Regions from separate parts of the Homo sapiens genome. Here regions 1 and 3 are each linked to region 2. Evidence: chromatin loops called from intact Hi-C (ENCODE). Cell type or tissue: dorsolateral prefrontal cortex. All regions are shown on one strand. Each heading gives the region's core, and the rest is flanking DNA. Links, peaks and the distances in the headings are about the cores only.

The links. Hi-C counts contacts between places; a loop is a spot of excess contacts. Peaks named below come from ENCODE experiments on the same cell type or tissue, not always from the same donor. Only the 100,000 strongest peaks of a DNase experiment are listed, where the experiment ranks them.
Region 1: a loop joins it to region 2, with 3 times the contacts of the local background. A loop is called at or near these places in 45 of 110 quality-filtered maps.
Region 3: a loop joins it to region 2, with 4 times the contacts of the local background. A loop is called at or near these places in 37 of 110 quality-filtered maps.

Annotation. Positions count from the first base shown.
Region 1 is chr10:94,276,721-94,283,115 of GRCh38, reverse strand. PLCE1 (phospholipase C epsilon 1) reads right to left here. Exons shown (of 33, transcript NM_016341.4): 20 at 3,205-3,334. PLCE1-AS1 (PLCE1 antisense RNA 1) reads left to right here. Exons shown (of 4, transcript NR_033969.1): 3 at 2,487-2,522; 4 at 2,785-3,826. Among named protein-coding and RNA genes, the nearest start is that of PLCE1-AS1, 7.2 kb to the left of the region's middle. In dorsolateral prefrontal cortex, for the core only: CTCF peaks have their summits at 2,625 and 2,824 (motif pointing left); a DNase peak (open chromatin) is centred at 2,832.
Region 2 is chr10:94,440,921-94,447,315 of GRCh38, reverse strand. It overlaps TBC1D12 (TBC1 domain family member 12), which reads right to left. Exons shown (of 13, transcript NM_015188.2): 2 at 5,297-5,420. Among named protein-coding and RNA genes, the nearest start is that of TBC1D12, 42 kb to the right of the region's middle. In dorsolateral prefrontal cortex, for the core only: CTCF peaks have their summits at 2,632 and 2,831 (motif pointing right); a DNase peak (open chromatin) is centred at 2,835; H3K27ac peaks cover 1,136 bases.
Region 3 is chr10:93,913,325-93,919,719 of GRCh38, reverse strand. No RefSeq gene overlaps it. Among named protein-coding and RNA genes, the nearest start is that of SLC35G1, 23 kb to the right of the region's middle. In dorsolateral prefrontal cortex, for the core only: a CTCF peak has its summit at 2,970 (motif pointing left); no DNase peak of the experiment used is centred there; H3K4me3 peaks cover 515 bases.

The DNA.
Region 1 (6,395 bases), core at 699-5,698, 160 kb after region 2:
TATTAGAAGTGTATCGTGATGATGACCTTTTAAAATGAAAAACAAGAAAGCTAATTTCTCACTCAAGATTTAGTATCGCATCATCAGAGCACAAACGATTAGACCAAAAGGACCTTATACCAAATCAGGGCCATGCAGGCTGACAAGAAGTAAATGAGATAAATCATTTCATTACATTTGTATTCACAGAAGTATCACAACGTCATGCTAACCGGGCCCAAGAAATTGGAAACAGAATGCTGACATCCATGCAGTTAAAATGCCCCGTTCAAATGGCATTTACCTTCCTGACCGTTAGGAGCAGGGGAGGCAGTAAGGACATCTGCTACAGAAAAACAGAATCAGAAAGGGGTAAAGGAAGGAGAAAATTAAGACAAACACCAGATAAATTAAACAAAGGCATGAAGCAAAGCACAAATAACAGCAGCTTAGATTATAAATAAATGAAACAGGAAATGCTCTATAGATTTAATATTTTGACTGTGGAACAATGCAAGGACTAGCAGTAAACGAAATGTAAACATTATTAATGTGAATCATGCCAAGGGCTGACACATTCATGTTACATATTTTCAGTTACTGACTGCTGTAATACTCCCAATATGACTTCATTTCAAATGTACAGAAACAGATTAATTTCTTGGAATTGTGCTGTCATTGTCATAGAATATGTCTGCGTTAAGTTGTAAATTCAAATTTGTCTGCAGTGTATGTTCAAAACTAGACACAAGGTAAACAACAAGGTTGGGAGAAAAATATTAAGAATTTATTACCCAAAAGGCAGAGTTACAATTTCTCAGATAAATAACTCTCATTTGCAACTTCCTTAGCGTTTTCTTGCAATAATTCTGTGGCTAGGCATTATCTCATTTTTATAGCCCAAATGGTGTTAGATTAATTCCTTTATTTAATGGGCATGAAAACCAAGGATGAGAGATCACAGAGATAAACCGGGCACCCTGACTTTAGAGATGGGTTCCTAATCTAGGATGCCTATGAGGGTCTCAGGAAACTTGTGAAACTCTTGCAGTTGTGCAGAATTTTGAGAGCACGTTTTATTTTTCAGAGGTGATAGCTTTCATCTGATTCTCAAAAAGACCCATTATTACGAGAAGCTAGGAAACCTTTTAGGCCCCCTAAGAGGCTGGTAACGGTGCTTCCCACAGCAGGTAGATTTCTGTTCTCTATCCCTGCTGGAGAAAGTGGAGATGGTCACAACAATAATCAAAGGCATGTGGTTAGTAAGGCATCTAATAGTCACATACGGAAGCCTTAACTGGACAAGCTTCAACAAGTCACAGCATAACTACAAGGCCTGTTTGAGAATCATCCAGTCAGAGCGATCTTTCAATGAAGGGGGAAATACTCATGTAGTGGTAGTGGGCTTAAGTGGTCATACATTACAGATCTTAGTGCTGGAAGTAGAGGAAGAACATCACCAAACACTTCGCAGAACTTTTGATTACATATCTGAGGCATCTAAGGCCTAAGGTGGTGAAGACATTGCCCCAGGTATCACAGTCTACTGGAACAGAGCCTGGTGTGGTCCCCTTTTCCAATGATACTCCACCTCTGCATATGTGGATTGTTAAAAATACATGCAACTATCTTAGAAATTCAGTGGTATAGGACTAAATTTCCCAAATGAAAATAAATCAGAAAATCCTTCTCCCACCTGTTCATTTTGTTACTTGCAAATCAAAACCATCTATAATAATTTTTTGTTATTTCTTTATGTGAAATCTACAGTATAATAATAATTTCTAAAAAGGCTTTTCCTTTCTTATTCTCAGAAGTACAGAAAAAGCACAGGAGTAATTTATGAAAGAGCAAATTTGTTTTCTAGTGGACTAACTACTTATAGGGGCATATGACATCTAGATTAGTTGATTTCTTAGGTGTGATTTTTATTTCATATCTGAATCAATTAGTTCTATGGGGCATTACTGCAACTGTAATGGGGAAGAAAACCATGGGGAAGAATAAGTTAATATAAAAAATTCACATTCCCATGACTTTGCAGAGAAATTGTCTTGACTCCTTTTAATTTTTTCCCCTCTTACTATCTGATGAGATATGTCTCTCATATTAGCTCATGGGGTTTCAGGTGTAGCAAACTGGCTTTTAATTGGTGGTATGGAGCAATCAACTATTACTAAGGACAAATACTAAATGATGTAGTTTGGTATTATATTTGGGGGCAGACAGTTTGGTATTATATTTGCAGTATAACCAGTGATGGAGGCTCACAAAACTGAACTATGACTGGAGACAACTCAAATTTCTGCTGAGGAGCAGATATTTGGAGGAGGGGGCTCAGTTGTCTTAATGCATGAGACAACTTAATGGTAAATGGTTTCTGGTCTGGGCATATCTGCATATTTAGCAAAACAATTATTCTACATAGAAAGAATATATTCTACTATATAATGTTTATAGAAATAGGAACCTTGGCATTTTCTTATTATTATATTGTTGCCTTTCAGACATCACCAAAATGAAACAGTCTACTATCAGCAAAGGTACCTGAGTAAACATTCTGCAATCTCTAACAAATGTTTAATGCAAATGAAACACACTGAAAACCTAATTCTCATGTGAGAAGAATCCTTCGCTAGTAATCTGTAGTTAACATCATTCGTGTGACTTTTTGTGTTGCGTCATTAGCATTGCCTATGTTTTTTCTCTTTGGTGGGGCCAGAAGGAAAGATCTTGTTGGCTTAGTGGTATGAAAACCAGGGAGGGAGGGGAAATGAGGCTCCTCTCCTTTCTTTTCACTACTAGAATGCCAGAGCAAGAGTGTGAAACAGAGAGCACAGAGCCGTGATGCTGCCCCCTGCCGGTGGTGCAGGAGAAAGGACGCAACCTCAGTCTACGACTCCTGCCAAGATTATCAGCCACGCTAGAAACTAAAGGGTGAAAACAGGGTTTCTCTGCTGCAATTCCATCTCTTCCTCTAGAAACTTGTCGTAGGAATGACTCCCTGTAACTTCCCACACCTGCCTCTTCTTTCTGTAAGTGTTGGCTAACAGAATCCCCTCCTTCCTCGGTCCTTGCTAAGTGACTGAATTCAGAAACTCCTGGACAATATTACAACCATCCGTATTACTGGTCTTTGGCGCTCTAGACTTATTTTAGAAAGAAAAATGTGGCAAATCATCCAAGAATTTTCCTGTGCACAGCATAGGGATCTGTTTCTCTTACCATCAGAAAGGGATTCATAGTCATAATCATATTCGTCCTCCTCATCTTCCTCTTCCTCATTATTGGCAGGTCGGGGGTTGGCATTCCCACCATTATAAGCCTGCACTTGCATAGATGCTAACTGATGAGCCTGTAAAATAGCAATAATTGTAAACTGCAGATGCCAAGTTAATGAATTCATTTATAACCTTTAAAACTACCCCTGATGTTTAACACAATCGTTAAAAGTGGCTTAACCTATTTTGATACATTTGGGAGAGGAGAAAAAAATCTAGATTCCCTCGAAATGCAATGTCAACACTTGGGTGAACGTTAGCATTCCTACAGGAAGAATCCTGGAGCTTTTATAAACAATCTCCAGAAGACTGTGTGCAGTGCCCAGCTAGCCAGGTTCCCAGGACAACCCCTCCAAGAGAAAGCTTTGGTGATTTGGAGAACCAGCATCAATCCCAAGTGACTGAAGAAGTGAATCACCCATCAATTTTTCAGAAGTATGTCTCTGTTAAGAAACCATTTTTTCCCCTTCTTAAAATAATATCTACAGGCTCCTGACCTTGAGAACAATATTAGAATCCCTATGGACAAAGAGGCCAAAAGAATTGTTGTTGGTTTAAATAAAATTGTTTTCAAACGGCTTTCTGAACCATAAATCAGATTAACAAAACAGGCCTAGAAACTTTAGGAAACTTGATGTGTGCAGCCAGGGAGGTCACATACTCCGTGTTTACTGGAATTACTGTGAAGTGATAAGCATCAGTACAGGTCTGGGAACCTACCTAGCTTAAGAAAATCATCTGAAATATAGGAAACGTTACTTGCATGAACTAAATGCAGGAAACAATCTAAACGGGGTAGAGGAACGGGGTCAGTAAGCAATGGTTGTCTGCTGGAGAGAATGAGATATGAAAAAATAATTGATATATATTTATTGAACAAAGGAAGTGAACAAATTCTTTTATTCAATATTTATGCATTGAATATACTATATAGATTATATATACACACATATATAATTCTGCATGTGTATGTGTGCATACATGTGTGCTAATATATACTATATATAATGTATGTGTGTGCATACAGATAATAGCTATACATGTAAATATATACACTATATAAATATACATATAATTCTGTATTTGTTTTATATATTTAAAGTGCAATTATATAAAATGACAGTCACGAAGTCCTAGATATTAAATGTTAATATGGCAGGGGTTCTTCACTTGTTTTTGCATCACAGACTTCTCTGGTTGTCTGGTGAGACAGGATCCCTTCTCAGAATGATGTTTTAAATGCATAAAATGAAATGGTTACAAAGGAAATACTGTTGAATACAGTGATCACATGTTATAGGAACAAATTTGTGCTATTAGAATATATGTGTTTATTAACACAGTAGAAAACATAGTAGTAAGTTAATTAACATTTTTGAAAATATAAATTGAGCATAAATAATTCTTGGAGATATTAGCGACAACTGTGAAGTATAATGAAAAAGTTGCCATTTCTATTGATGACAATAGGTATTGCCTATATTACTGTAGTTTATTCCCTACATTTATGATCAGAGGAAATGCTAAATTTCAGCTAGAGGTTAGTGAAAATAAAGATGTAATTTTTTTCCATTTATATTCGTAGACTCCCTAAATTCTATTTGTGGATATTACCAAGGTTAAGAACTCGTGTAATACAGTTGTGTTTGACCCTGGAATTATGTATGTTTTAAAATAATTCTCTATTCCCTAAATTTTTGAAATGTGGTTATATTACCTTTATAATGAATATGTATACATAAGGAAGATACAATTTAGGCTGTGTCCATATCCAGATGAAATGTATTACAAAGCAGTCCATTCCAGATAACTGGACATGGTCTAGGCTGCGATTTCTCAAAGTGGGTTTTATGGAGCTCGGTGGGTGTTAATAGGTGTTATGGAAAAACTGACAATTACAGGAACCACAAGATACACTGAATGCCTGGAAGCAGCAGCTTAACCAAACCTGAACACATTCCTACTACAGGGTTTCACACAGCCTTCATTTAATACGCTAAAGGGCATCACGAGTCTTCAAAGATCTCCAGTGCAGCATTTCCCATGCTTACTTAACCAGGAAATTTTTTTCCCCTGTCTTTCTCTTCTCAGAGTCTCTCATAGGATTAGTGTTCTTCAAAACTTTGGGAAATCTGTTGTAGGCACAAGTGAGCCACAAAAGCAGGTCTGTTTATCGCTGATAAGAGAAGGGCCTTGACTCAGCGAGCACTCAAGGTAATGCCAAGTGCTGGGAATGATGACGCCAAGGGCTGGACAGACCCCACTGGCAGGGAAGCATGAGAACTGTATGGGAGAAGGACACTGCTCAAAGAACCACGAATAGCAGTGTCTGAAAGTGGAGTGCCAAGGCCCCCAAGATGCTCAAGGAGAAGCATGGGAGAGGTAGCCCAACAAACGGCCAACAGCTGGGACCCTTCTATGCAATATCCTACTTATTCTAGGGTAGAAAAATGGGACCTCAGCCCCTGAATAAAAGTAACTCGGATATAGGTTGTGGTTGGAGGTATGGGTCAGATGAGGAGACTGGCCCTCATAGGGCTAAGCAGGAGCAATGTCTTACACTTCTCTGTTTCCCCAGTACCTAGCCGCAGTGTCTGTCATTTAAGGTGAACTGAGTTTTTTGGGTTCAAATTCAGGAGAGGAATGTCAGAATCCTGGAGGATCCTGGTGGGGTATAGTTAGGAGACCTCAGGATGCATCTCAGTACAAGCCAGAGGCAGGTGGAGGGCTTCAGAAATCCTGCTCTGAGTCAATCCATCCTTGCTGAGGGTGAGTTCTTTGTATGGGAAATGACTCCGGCCTTCTATGTTAGCGGGTAGGTCTGAGCCCACTGGAGCTCTGGATCACCTGGTTTATTTGAGGTCAGATCATCACTAGGTCTAGACCCATGATCTACCAGAAAACAGAAAGGCCTTACGGATGTGACTGTGGAATCATTGCTGGTACCCCTTGGGAAGTCATCATGAAAGGTTGCAAGCAGTCTTAGAAAACTGGCAATAGGGATTATATTGTCCCATTTTTCCAAAATAAGGAACAAGTAAGTTGTGGAAATTATACTGTGGGCAGTGTCAAGGTGATAGCTGACAAAATTTCATGATGGGGTATTAATCACTTGGTTTGTGAGAACTTAGAAAA
Region 2 (6,395 bases), core at 822-5,821:
CTATATAATTAAATATGGTGACATTTCATTCTTGAAATAGAAAAAAACATATAATTCCACATATGCAAAATATATACATGTAAAAATAATTACGTGTTTTTTCCACACAAAAAAATGAATTTTAAAAGGCCTAAAAATGTGAAAGGAAAGTGAACTGAGATATATCATTCTATGTTTTATATTTTATAAAGAGAATATAATCATGTGTTATTTGTGTCACTAATAATACATAAAAAAGGTTTTTTTTTTTTTTTTTTTGAAACAGCTCAGGCTAGAGTGCAGTGGCACGACCTCGGCTCACTGCAACCTCTACCTCCCAGGTTCAAGTGATTCTTCTGCCTCAGCCTCCCAAGTAGATGAGATTACAGGTAAGCACCACTATGGCCATTAATTCTTTTGTGTTTTTAGTAGAAATGTGGTTGGCCAGGCTAGTCTGGAACTCCTGACCTCAAGTGATCCACCTGCCTCAGCCTCCCAAAGTGCTGGGATTGTAGATGTGAGCCACCGCACCCAGCAAAAACTTTGTAAATTAAATCTTTTCTTCTTTACTTAGTGTGTAATCTTACAGATGTCTTTCCATTAAAGAAATGTTTGGTTTAATAACATATTTAAAAATATGGCAACTCTGCAGGACACAGTGGTGTGCGCCTGTAGTGCCCTGTACTCAGGAGGCTAAGACGGGAAGATTGCTTGAGCCCAGGAGTTTGAGGCCAGCCTGGGCAACATAGTGAGCCCCACATTCCAAAAAAAAATTTTTTTTCAAAAAATGTTTTAAAAGAATCAACAACTTCTTTCTGAAGACCTGCTTTAAAAAGTTATTAGCCAATGAAATACTACTACTCTAATCTCCTAATAAATCTTACTGCTTTACCATTCAAAAAGCAAGTGAGGCATCATTTCTCCAAGCAGTTTTTCACACCTAAATTACCAGCTACCTCTTCATTTCCTAAAGCCTTAACAGCTTAAGAACCTATCCCAAAACATGACAGAAGTGTCCTAACATTCTTCATGGCTTTACTGATACTATATTCACTTTCGGTTTCTGATTCCAAACGTAATAACATCTATCTGAAAGCATACATGGTAAAGGAACTCAGATACAGTTTTATATTCATAATCTTCTAGAGAATTCAAAAATCAGTGCTATGAAAAAATGTTTCTAAGTTAAAACAGAGACATAAAATTGTAAATTTACCATTACTATAAAAAGAAAATCATGCCCACTTTGAAAAATGAGAATTGCAGGGAAGAGGACAGCAAAATTAGACAAATAGGGAGTAGAGGACACACATTGAAGCAGAGATAGTAGAAAGCAAGAGGTAGAAACATGTTCCATCACATGGTAAAAGTAATACTTTTTTTTTTTTTTGAGACAGTTTTAATCTTGTCACCCAGGCTGGAGTGCAAGGGCACGACCTTGGCTCACTACGACCTCTGCCTCCCAGGCTCAAGTGATTCTCCTGCCTCAGCCTTCCGAGCAGCTGGAATTATAGGCACCTGCCACCACACCTAGCTAATTTTTGTATTTTTAGTAGAGACCAGGTTTCACCATGTTGGCCAGACGGGTCTCGAACTCCTGACCTCAGGTGACACACCAGCCTCAGCCTCCCAAAGTGCTAGAATTAAAGGTGTGAGCCACCGCACCCAGCTGATACATATTTTGAAGATGGAAAAAGGTCAGAAGAAAAATGACTTGACTATACATAATGCCTCCCAGAGAACAAACATAACCACAAAAAGGGCACTAAAACATATACTAATAGCTGTGACATAGCTGGAAAGTTCGAAAACTAAAATAAGTGGCGCAGAGAAATAATCGTCAGTTAAAGGATCAGAGAAGGGGCCGCAGAGGCAGAGGCAGCAACTACATTTCAACTCTACCCCTTCTTCTCAAATGAAAAAGAGCTGTTCTTTTCCTGACCACTCATGAAGTTCTATTGCTGTTGTTGCTGTTTTTTGAGACGTATTCTCGCTCTTTTGCCAGGCTGGAGTGCAGTGGCACAACGTCGGCTCACTGCAACCTCCGCCTCCCGGGTTCAAGTGACTCTCCTGCCTCAGCCTCCCAAGTAGCTGGGACTACAGGCACGTGCTACCACGCCCAGCTAATTTTTATATTTTTAGTAGAGACGGGGTTTCACCATGTTGGTCAGGATGGTCTCAATCTCCTGACCTCGTGATCTGCCCGCCACAGCCTCCCAAAGTGCTGGGATTACAGGCTTGAGCCACCGCTCCCGGCCCACTCATCAAGTTTTTATACCACATATATAAAAAAGGGAATGTGAGGGGCCGGGCGCGGTGGCTCACGCCTGTAATCCCAGCACTTTGGGAGGCTGAGGCGGGCGGATCACGAGGTCAGGAGATTGAGACCATCCTGGCTAACACGGTGAAACCCCGTCTCTACTAAAAATACAAAAAAATTAGCCAGGCGTGGCGGCGGGCGCCTGTAGTCCCAGCTACTTGGGAGGCTGAGGCAGGAGAACGGCGTGAACTCGGGTGGCGGAGATTGCAGTGAGCCGAGATCGTGCCACTGCACTGCAGCCTGGGCGACAGAGCAAGACTCCGTCTCAAAAAAAAAAAAAAAAGAGAATGTGAGGTCTTGGCTTTCCGAAATGAAAATAGCAGATTAAAGGTATACAGCGTATCAGCAAAGATAATTATCCAACCAGTAATTTATTCAGAGACTTATGGTAAGAAAATATCATAGAACATTAGTTTATATAAAGATATAAAAATGTATGTGCATGCATATTTAAACTACCATAAAAATCAAAAATACCTGTATAAACCTTCAGTAGCAAGACCACCGTTTTGCCTCTAGAGGGCGAACTTGGTCTTCTGAAACATTCTAGACGAGAGACGTTACTTTCAGACTTTACCAAAAGAAAAAAAAAGGAGCTAAAACTTAAGATGTCACAATAGCAGAGGTTCCCAACCTTTCTTGGTCAATGCCTTTAGTGTCTCTGATTTTTTTCACAGTAACTCTTAAGCCAAAAGAAATACCTAATGATTCTGTTTAATAAGTAGCTATGTCCAAACAATTTAATAAGGATATATTTCCTAACACTTAGTAACTGCTAAAAAAAAAAAATACACATAAATTGAAAAAAGAAATATGTTTTCTTTCATTCTTTTTTTTTTTTTTTCTTGAGATGGAGTCTTGCTCTGTCACCCAGGCTGAAGTGCAGTGGCATGATCTTGGCTCACTGCAACCTCCACCTTCCAGGTTCAAGCGATTCTCCTGTCTCATCCCCCAAGTAGCTGGGACTATAAGCATGCACCACCATGCCTGGCTAATTTTTTGTATTTTTGGTAGAGACAGGGTTTCACCATGTTGGCCAAGCTGCTCTTGAACTCCTGACCTCAAGTGATTTGCCTGCTTCTGCCTTCCAAAGTTCTGGGATTACAGGCGTGAGCCACTATACTCGGCCTCATTCTTAAATAACCGCAATTAATTACCAATTTGGGCATGTGTGGCTTTGTGCATTGTATACAATTTCTCAAACCTTAAAATCAGATTAGACATAACCCTCATTTCCAGTCCCACGCTGACTTTTTTACAGTATCTGGTTTTTATCACAGCAACCTCAGAAAAAACAGATTCACAAAGATATGATGCCACAGAAAAGTATGTAGTAGCACTTAATGTTGGAACTGTGTACTGCTTCTAATTACCAGTCTCCACCATATCCAACTGATGTGGAATATCACTGTTTGCCTCAAAAAATTTAAATATCCCACAGTACCCCAGTGTGTTAAGTGCAGCACACCAGAGTGTCTGAGCACATGGCTTGGGGATCACAGCACACAGTTTTAAGTACCAATAGATAAACTATTCACTATTTTCATCACTTGTAAAGAAAATTAACTACAAGCCAGGTGTGGTGGCACATACCTGTAGTCCCAGCTTCTCAGGAAGCTGAGGCAGGAGCATCATCATTTAAGCCCAGGAGTTTGAAGACAGCCTGGGCAACATAGCAATACCAAGTCTCTTGAAAAAAGAAATTAAGTTAGTTTACAGGGAGAGGAGGAGGCACATGGTCTAACTACTGACTAGCTACATAGTTCAGGCAAATCCTTCAAAAGGGAAAGGGAGGGGCTGCTTAGAAAGACGGCAATCTCAGCAACTTCTGTTTGTCTTATGCTTCTCTCAGGGACAAACATGCAGTCCTCTAGTGCCGTGCATGTACATTCTATGGGGGTGAACATCTTGGTTCTGGTTAAACAGCTAGTGCTTTTGACAGCTGTGCCAGGAAGGGTTAGGACCAACTACAAAAGAATATGGGTTCTAAAAGCATAGTGTGTGTCCCTAACTTTGTTTTTCCTGAGGAAAAAAATAAACCTTTTATTCAAATGCAAAAAGAAGAAAAAAAGAATTAACTACAATAATGTTTTTAAAGATCTAAAATTATTTTCTCATATTACTTGGAAAACCAGTTTTTCTTCTGAGCAATAAAAGGAACACTATTAAATCTTTAAAGGAAGATATCTTTTCCAATTTGAATGATGATTATTGCCTTCATGTGATTGTTTTTATAAATGCTAGCTGTGTTAAATTTGGTAAACTACAATTGGGAAGGATAAAAATAGGAAATGTACTATATGTCTTCTTCTGAGCAATAACTTCTCTGAACTTTAAAACACTGCAGATTGATCCAGTCTCACTGCTTTCCATTCTCACTTATCTAGTACTGAAGAGCCAAAGTTCAGAAGTCAAATAAGATCAGAAAGTCTTAAGAACTCAAGAATACAGATGTTAACAGAGATATCAGAAGAAATAGCTTCTAAATTACTAGAAACAGATTGTGTACCAACTCTTCTCATTTACAAAGTCCTTGGTTTAGAGAGGACACCAGAAAAGTGACAAAGGAAGGAGTTCAACCTCATAATCTACTCAGTTTTTGCTTTTTAATATTTCATCAGTTCACAACTACCAATATTCAGAACATCTGTGCCACTGACAAATGCTACCAACTTCAACTGGAAGTCAAACAGTATGTGGTGAGAGTGATTAGCTAAGTTTTTAAAAAATCTATTCAAGGAATAACTGGTTAAAAAAAAAAGTCTACGTTCTATTTGAAGAATTTTCACAATTATAAAAGATAACAGAAAATATATGACCTGTTTTTCTAGAAAATTTAGCAGGTCCCTATAAATACTTATAATCCCAAAAGTCTGTATCTAGAAAAATAAGAATAAAAATAGAATATGGTTAGTTTAAAAAAAAAAAAAAAAAGAAGAAGAAGAAGAAGAATGCTTGAAAAGCTAGGGTAAACTACATGGCTATGTCAGTACTTACCTGCTGAATGATTTTGGATGTTTTCTGAAGATTCTCTCTAGGAGGGACTTTACCAAATAATTTCCAACCAGGAGCACTATGGACAACTGATTTGAGTTCCTTTGTCCTTTTTGGAAAAAGGTTTCTGAAACACAGAAAAGTTACATGAATTGTGTTTTTTGTAACCAGAGAGCTATTTAACAGTAATTTTATAATAAGTTTGTTCCCAAGGCAAAAACAAAAATACTTTTAAATAAAACTATTTCTACTACTTATACCACTATTACTTAGAATAATAAGGCTCAATTAAGAATATGTAGCTTAATACCTAATGCATGCAGGGATTAAAACCTAGATAACAGGTTGATAGGGGCAGCAAACCACCATGGCACACGTATACCTGTGTAACAAACCTGCACATTCTGCACCTGTGTCCCAGAACTTAAAGTAAAATACAGACTATCTGGCTTATATAGAGGTATTAGAAGAATCATCAACAGAAATAATAAAAAGATAAACAAATTGGAAGGAAAATGATAGCCATAAATAAGATGCAAACATTTGTCTAAATCAGCTACAAAGTATACTAGAATTGACTGTACATGTACTTAACAATAAGAGCCAAAATTCTGAAAACAAAAACATTTAAAAGAATCTATATAACAGTTAAAGGATTAAGTAATACAATATTTGGATAAATATTATTTACAGTAATAATTTGTTATTTATAATAAAATTATATCTACTAATCCCCTATTGCTATAATATATATACATAACCTGTCTTTCCTAGGCCAGCTATGTACAAGAAAGCTTACTACAAAAGAGTCAATATATAACCAAGGAAGAAAGTATCTCTCACTGAAAAATCTAGAAAAAAAAAAACAAAACCCAGGACAGGTGCGATGGCTCACACCTGTAATCCCAGCACTTTGGGAGGTTGAGGCGGGCGGATCACGAGGTCAGCAGCTCAAGACTAGCCCGACCAACATGGTGAAACCCTGTCTCTACTAAAAATACAAAAATTAGCCAAGCGTGGTGGTGGGCACCTGTAATTCCAGCTACTCGGGAAGCTGAGGCAGGAGAATCGCTTGAACCCTAGAGGCGGAGGTTGCAGTGAG
Region 3 (6,395 bases), core at 770-5,769, 530 kb after region 2:
GGAAGGCTCCAGTGTCCACTGTTCCTCCTCTATGTGTCCATGTGTTCTCAACATTTAGCTCCCACTTATAAGTGAGAACGTGTGGTATTTGGTTTTCTCTTCCTGTGTTAGTTTGCTAAGGATAACGAGCTCAAGCTCCATTCATGTTCCTGCAAAGGACATGATCTTGTTTTTTTATAGCTGTATAGTATTCCATGGTGTATATGTAGCACATTTTCCTGACACAGTCCACTATTGATGGGCATTTAGGCTGATTCCATGTCTTTGCTGTGAATAGTGCTGCAATGAACATATGTGTGCATGTCTTTATGATAGAACGATTTCTATTCCTTTGGATTTCCCTTTACTTCTGTCTTTATAAAGATACTTGTGAAAAGATGCATAATATTCTAATCTATGAAGGTAGCTTTTTTAAACCTAATATACTCAAATGGAATAGTTATTTGTATTTTTATTATTATAAATTATAAAAGGGAATGTCTTTATGTAAATATTTGTTTCTGTGTTTCAGGGGTTTTTTCCCTTAGGAAAAATCTTCTAGAAATAGTTACTGGGCCACAGGGTATGATATGTATTGCAAATTTTTCAAAAAATTTTTACCAACTTAACATTCCCAACCACAATGCTGTCTGGCAATTTGAACCCTCTTGCCAATATCAAGTGTTATTTTTATAAAAACAAACCCCAAACTCTGACTTAAAGTGAAAAGAACTCACTGCTCCATTAATTTATCTTTATTTACAGTAAAGTTGATTTTTTCATATATTTATTAGCCATTTATTTTTCCTGTTTGGGGGCGTTTTCCCCCTTGTGTAGGGCTTTACTAATGAATTTGTACAGTTTTTGACAGCCACTCTGAAAAAATATTATACTAGTTGTGGACTTTGTTACTAAGCCCTTGATTTAGAGATATTTATGCTATAATTTCTCCAGAGCAACATTTTTTACCTGTTCTGTGGCAAAGTGTATGGGGAAAGATTTGAGTCTGGAGAAATTCCATTAGTAATTAACACTCAACCAAATTTACCTCCCTCGCTACAGGCAAGACGGAATGTCTTTAAGAGAGGATTTCTAAACATAAAATGTAATGTGATAATTAAACAAAATATTTAAAGTGGAATGGAGGCAGAAATGAAAACAACCAGAAAACACTTACATATTTATGAAAAAACACAAAGTGGGCAGATGACATTGTTCAAAATGCTAGGGTTAGGGCAATGTAACCCATGTGCCTCGAAGATACTAACAAATTCAGACATCCCTAATGTTAGGTTTGTCTTAGGATTTCAACTTGTGGTTTTAAAAATGTTTCTCATTTGGTTGTTTTCTTATTTCAGAAATAAAGTTGACACTAAGAAAAATCCAATTGGATAGATAATCAACACTGCAAGTCAAGCAAGTGTTTTAGCCTCCTTCTCAGTGCAGTGTTATCATTTATCTGTTTTCATGATTAAAAAAATTAAGTGCTGACAGTTTTTCAAGAGACAAGATTAAATTCTGTACTGAAATTCTTCAAGCTTGAGCTCTAGCCAGAGGTGAACTTTATTTTGGAAAATCTGAGAAAATAAGCTCCATTAATTCTGAGGTGTGGAAAGAAAGATCTTGAAATACCCCTCACTTCTCCAGACACATTATTTAACCTAGCACATTCCTTACAGCAGCTGTTCCAAATCTTTTCCACTTTCCCCAAACCCTCCTAAGCCGTATGGAGAAGGCAGATGCTGGGTGACCTTCCTTGTCCAAGCTCCTCCCATCTCCAAATGCCCCCATGTCTACTCCCACTGAATCATAAATTCTTTTAGGACAGCCCACTGTCTTTCCTTTACACTCCCCTTCTCCTAGTCCAAAACGGAGTGCCCTGTTCATAAGAATGGTTCACTAAGAGTTTAAAAAGGAATGATTGGGGCAAAATCAACTTAAACAACATGGATCCTAGATTTTGCTGGTAGTCAGACCCTGACTAGAGTCAGTTTCCTTGGAATAATGAACTAAGGCAGGAACACAGCAGAGTGCCCCATACAGGCCTAAGTTAGAACCTGGTCCTACCACTCATTAACTGGGTGATCCGGGACAAATTAACCTCTCAACCCCACTCCCCCTCATTCTTCAGATACTTCATCTCAAAAAATGAGGAACATAGAAATTCCTGGCTCTTAGAGCTCTTAGGAGGATTAAATCAGAGAATGGAGTTGGTGCAGAATGTACCAGTTAATAAGCGCTCAAAATAGCTGTAATACATGTTGTCATATATCTTCAATATATCAAACCTCTGAATAATTTGCCAGGTTTGCAAACTGTTTTCCTAATCTCTTTCTGCCTTATGCAGGCAAACCTCAGTTTAAAAAAAGGAAAGAGGGTGTTGAAGGAGAGCTGATGGGAATTGTTTCTCAGCTCCTTCACCCTGATTTTAGAACTTTGATCTACCTCTGAAGCCAGGAAAACCTGCACCTCCCCCACTCCAGGATGGAGGACAGAACACATGACCTCTGCTTTACTTCGCCATCGGCTCTATGTACCGCGACTCCCTCTCCGATTCTAGTAGTCCCTAGCTCAGTGCCTGGCGTAGGGTGGCGCGCAACAGTCTGCACAGTTGAGTTGCTTAAATCCCCACGTCCCTTCTCACGAATGGACTCTGGGCAGAGTTGCTTACTTCTGTACCTGCCTGCTTGCATCTTAGAGATCATTTTTGTTCTGCAGACTCTAAAGCTCTTCCTCTGATTCCTATCAGAGCATAACTCAATCACAAAGATTTCAGGGCGGACTATTCCATATGCATTGATTATTTGTCGGTTCACTTAGTAAACATTTATTCAATGCCTACTGTGCTTTTTAAAAAAAGAAGAGCACATGTTTAGCTATAGAAGAACTTGTTTGCTTTTTTCCCCCTCAGATCCTTTAAACTCCGGTGAGGTTACCTTTCTCTTTTTGAGGCTTTAAAATAATGTCTGACTATAGTGACATCTACTGGTAAAACTGAGCTCTAAGCCAAGGGAATCATAAGCACCTAGCCTGTTATTTTGACAGTTCTTTTTTCCCTAAGTGTGGTCCAGGCGGATGTCCAAATCAACATTCTTTGATAATAAGAACTACTAAACCACTTCATTAAAGTCACTTTCCTGCTAATGATTTCTGAATCTTAAAAGCTGTTCTGTTTAAAATACTACCGCTATCCTTGCTGAAAAATCACAGACCAAGATGCCAGGCAGCCTTTTGAAAGGACCATACTTAAGAAAGTGCACAGAACCTTAGAAAGATATTGCATTAAAGTAACTCATATTGAATTGAATGGCTGCAAGCCCTGGCTAACACAGCATTGCTATGAACTGATGGATTCCAGGACATTTCAGTTCACGAATGAATTATTATTTAAAAGTTAATTTGTATGCCATGTGGCAGATACGATAACAAAGAGATGAGGTCACCGGATTCTTCTATTAAAGAAGTCATTGGTCAGGTTTAGGATTTTATTTTACACATAATGAAGTATTCAGTTGTTAAATTCTCAAGGTATCCATCAACAGGACATTTAACACAACATAAATACTGTGCATTTGCTGAAAAGAAAAGCAGGAAGGAATAAGAAATAATGCTTTTATAATATTAGTAAATTATATTTTCTAAAATGGAAAAATAAAGCTTTTTTAAGAATAGATTTTTAATTACCTTGAATTCTGGGAGAGAAACAACTATATAATTCTCCAGTAATTTGTTGCTAGCTTGCAAAATGTTAACTACGTCTGCTGGTGCCAATGAGTTTTATCAATCAAGATGCGTTTGGCTAGATGTCCTCATGGCAGCAAGAGGCTGAAGCAGCTCTAGCACCACCTCCTTACACAAACAGAAAACACTCTTCAGAAGCCTCATTGTGAGAACAAGCAACTCTTTCCCAGAGGTGTTGCCTGCAGACTGCCTCTCACGTATCATTGGTCAGAACTGGTTACTTTGCCCCTTTCTAAGCCAATCACTGGCAAGAGGATTGGAATGTTTGGTTTAGAGACTAATTGAAATTCACCCCTACCTTAGCCCCTCCTCTGGGTTTGGGTTGGGTGCACTTTCATCAGCGCGTGGCACGAGAACTTAAAACTGGGGAGATTCAAGCAAGGAAAAAGGGAGGAGGTTGAATTTGGGTAAGGAAACAATGGTGTCTACTACAATCAAGAGGTGAATGTGTGGGGAGGATAATGAGGCAGATGTGGGTCTCTAGAAATCTGCGTCGGATGGGAAGAACGAGGGTGCCAACCCAAGAGAAATGCTGGAGCGAGAGAAATGTTTGTTTGATTTTGTTTGGTGTGAATATAGAAGAGATCTGAACATATCTATAAGCAGAAGAGGGGTCAGTAGAAATGAAGAGTTTGAGAACTCAGAAAAACAAGTTCCCGGAGCAGATGAGAAAGAATGGAATCTCCAGTCAGGTACCAGACTTTGGGATTTGGAAGACCAAATTTCAAAAAAATGGCTGAGTCCATCAGAAAATTGCCAACTTTTAATTTCTTTGATCAGGGGCTTTAAAAAAAAAGTTAACAATTCTTAATTAAAGTTACTTTCGATTACAATTAATTGAAGGTAATCACAATTAATTTCCATTTATTTATCAGTTTCTGGATTTTAAACATTTTTCTTGTTAACTTTCTCCAGTTTTTTTTTTTTGGCTATCAATTACGTTATTGTGAAAATCTGAATAAGGTTGGCATAATAGATGATAGCACTGTATTGATGTTAATGTTCTGATTTTGCACATTTTACTATGCTTATTGAGAGAATGTCCTTTTAAAGGAAATATACACTGCAGGACTGTAGAAGTGCGATGGTCAATTTTATGTGTCAATGTGGCTAGGCTAACGGCACCCAGTGGTTTGGTCAAACACCAAAATAGATGTTGCTGGAAAGGTATTTTTTAGATGTGATTAACATTTAACTCAGTAGACTTTGAGTAAAGCAGATGGCCCTCCGTAATGTGAGTGGGCTTCATCCAATCAATTGAAGACTTTAAGAACAAAGACTGAGGTTTCCGAAAGAAGGAATTCTCCTCAAAGTTGCAACATAGAAACCCTGCTTGAATTTCCAGCCTGCTGCTCTATGGAATTCAGACTCAAGATTGCAATATTGACTTTTACCTTAATTTTCCAGCCTGCTAGGCTGCCCTATGGATTTCCGACCTGCCAACACACACAATCCCATAAGCCAATTTCATAAAATATATGTCTACTTTCCTTCTTCTCCTCCTCCCTGTACGTTCTTCTTTCTCTTTCATCCATTCATATATATATATTTTATATATATATATTTTATATATATTTTATATATATACATGTTATATATATATTTTATATATATACTTTATATATATATTTTATATATATACTTTATATATATATTTTATATATATACTTTATATATATATTTTATATATATATATATATATATATATATATATATATATATATATATGGAGAACTGTGACCCCCGACTATACAGGGGTAAATGGCTTCATGTTTTCAACTTACTCTCAAATATTAACTCTAGGGGAATCTGGGTAATGGGAATTCTTTGTACAATTCTTGCAGTGTTTCTGTAATTCTGTAATTCTGAAATTATGTCAAATTAATTATGTCAAATTAAAATTATGTCAAATTATGTCAAAATAAAAAGTTAACAGCAACATTTATTTGAAAGCCAGTTTGGAACATAGCTTTTCTCTTATATATAAGCATATAAACTTGGCTACATTCCTGAGGTAGCTGACAAAGTCCAATTTAACACATAATGTAGCTGAAATACTGTGCCCTCCCACAGGGATTAAATAGGAAGAAAGCAAGACCGTTTTAACGGTGATTCAACCAGAAGGGAAAACACTGAGATTGAGTAACAAATTTTAATTCATCTTTACTTGGGTGGAAAAACGATTGCACAGTTTAATATTCAACTGCCAATGTGGAAAATGGGGGAAAAAAACAACAGCTGGTGGGTTGAGGAAAGAATGGTTGATAAAGAAGAAACAAGTGCTTGGGTGTACCTAGAGAGGAAGGGAGGAGAGTTTTAAGGGAGGTTTTGTTTGATTTGGTTTGATCTGAAGAAATTTGAGCATATTTATACACAGAGGATGGAGCTAGGGTTGAGTGAATAGTTGAAATAATATCAGAGAGAAACAAATGGGATCTTAAGCAAGCAGTGTTTTTTAAAATTTTATATACCATCAATTTGTTTTAATAGTAAAACTGGAGGACCAATATAAAGTTGTTGACTTTTATATTTGCCAAGTGAAGACTTTAAACACACACACACACAGCCACCCAAACAATGACTATCCACTATTACCATAATTTCATAAAGGGTAAACACTAATACATAAAGGCAAAATGTAAACACTTACTAGATTTAGCATGGTGTTCTTATTT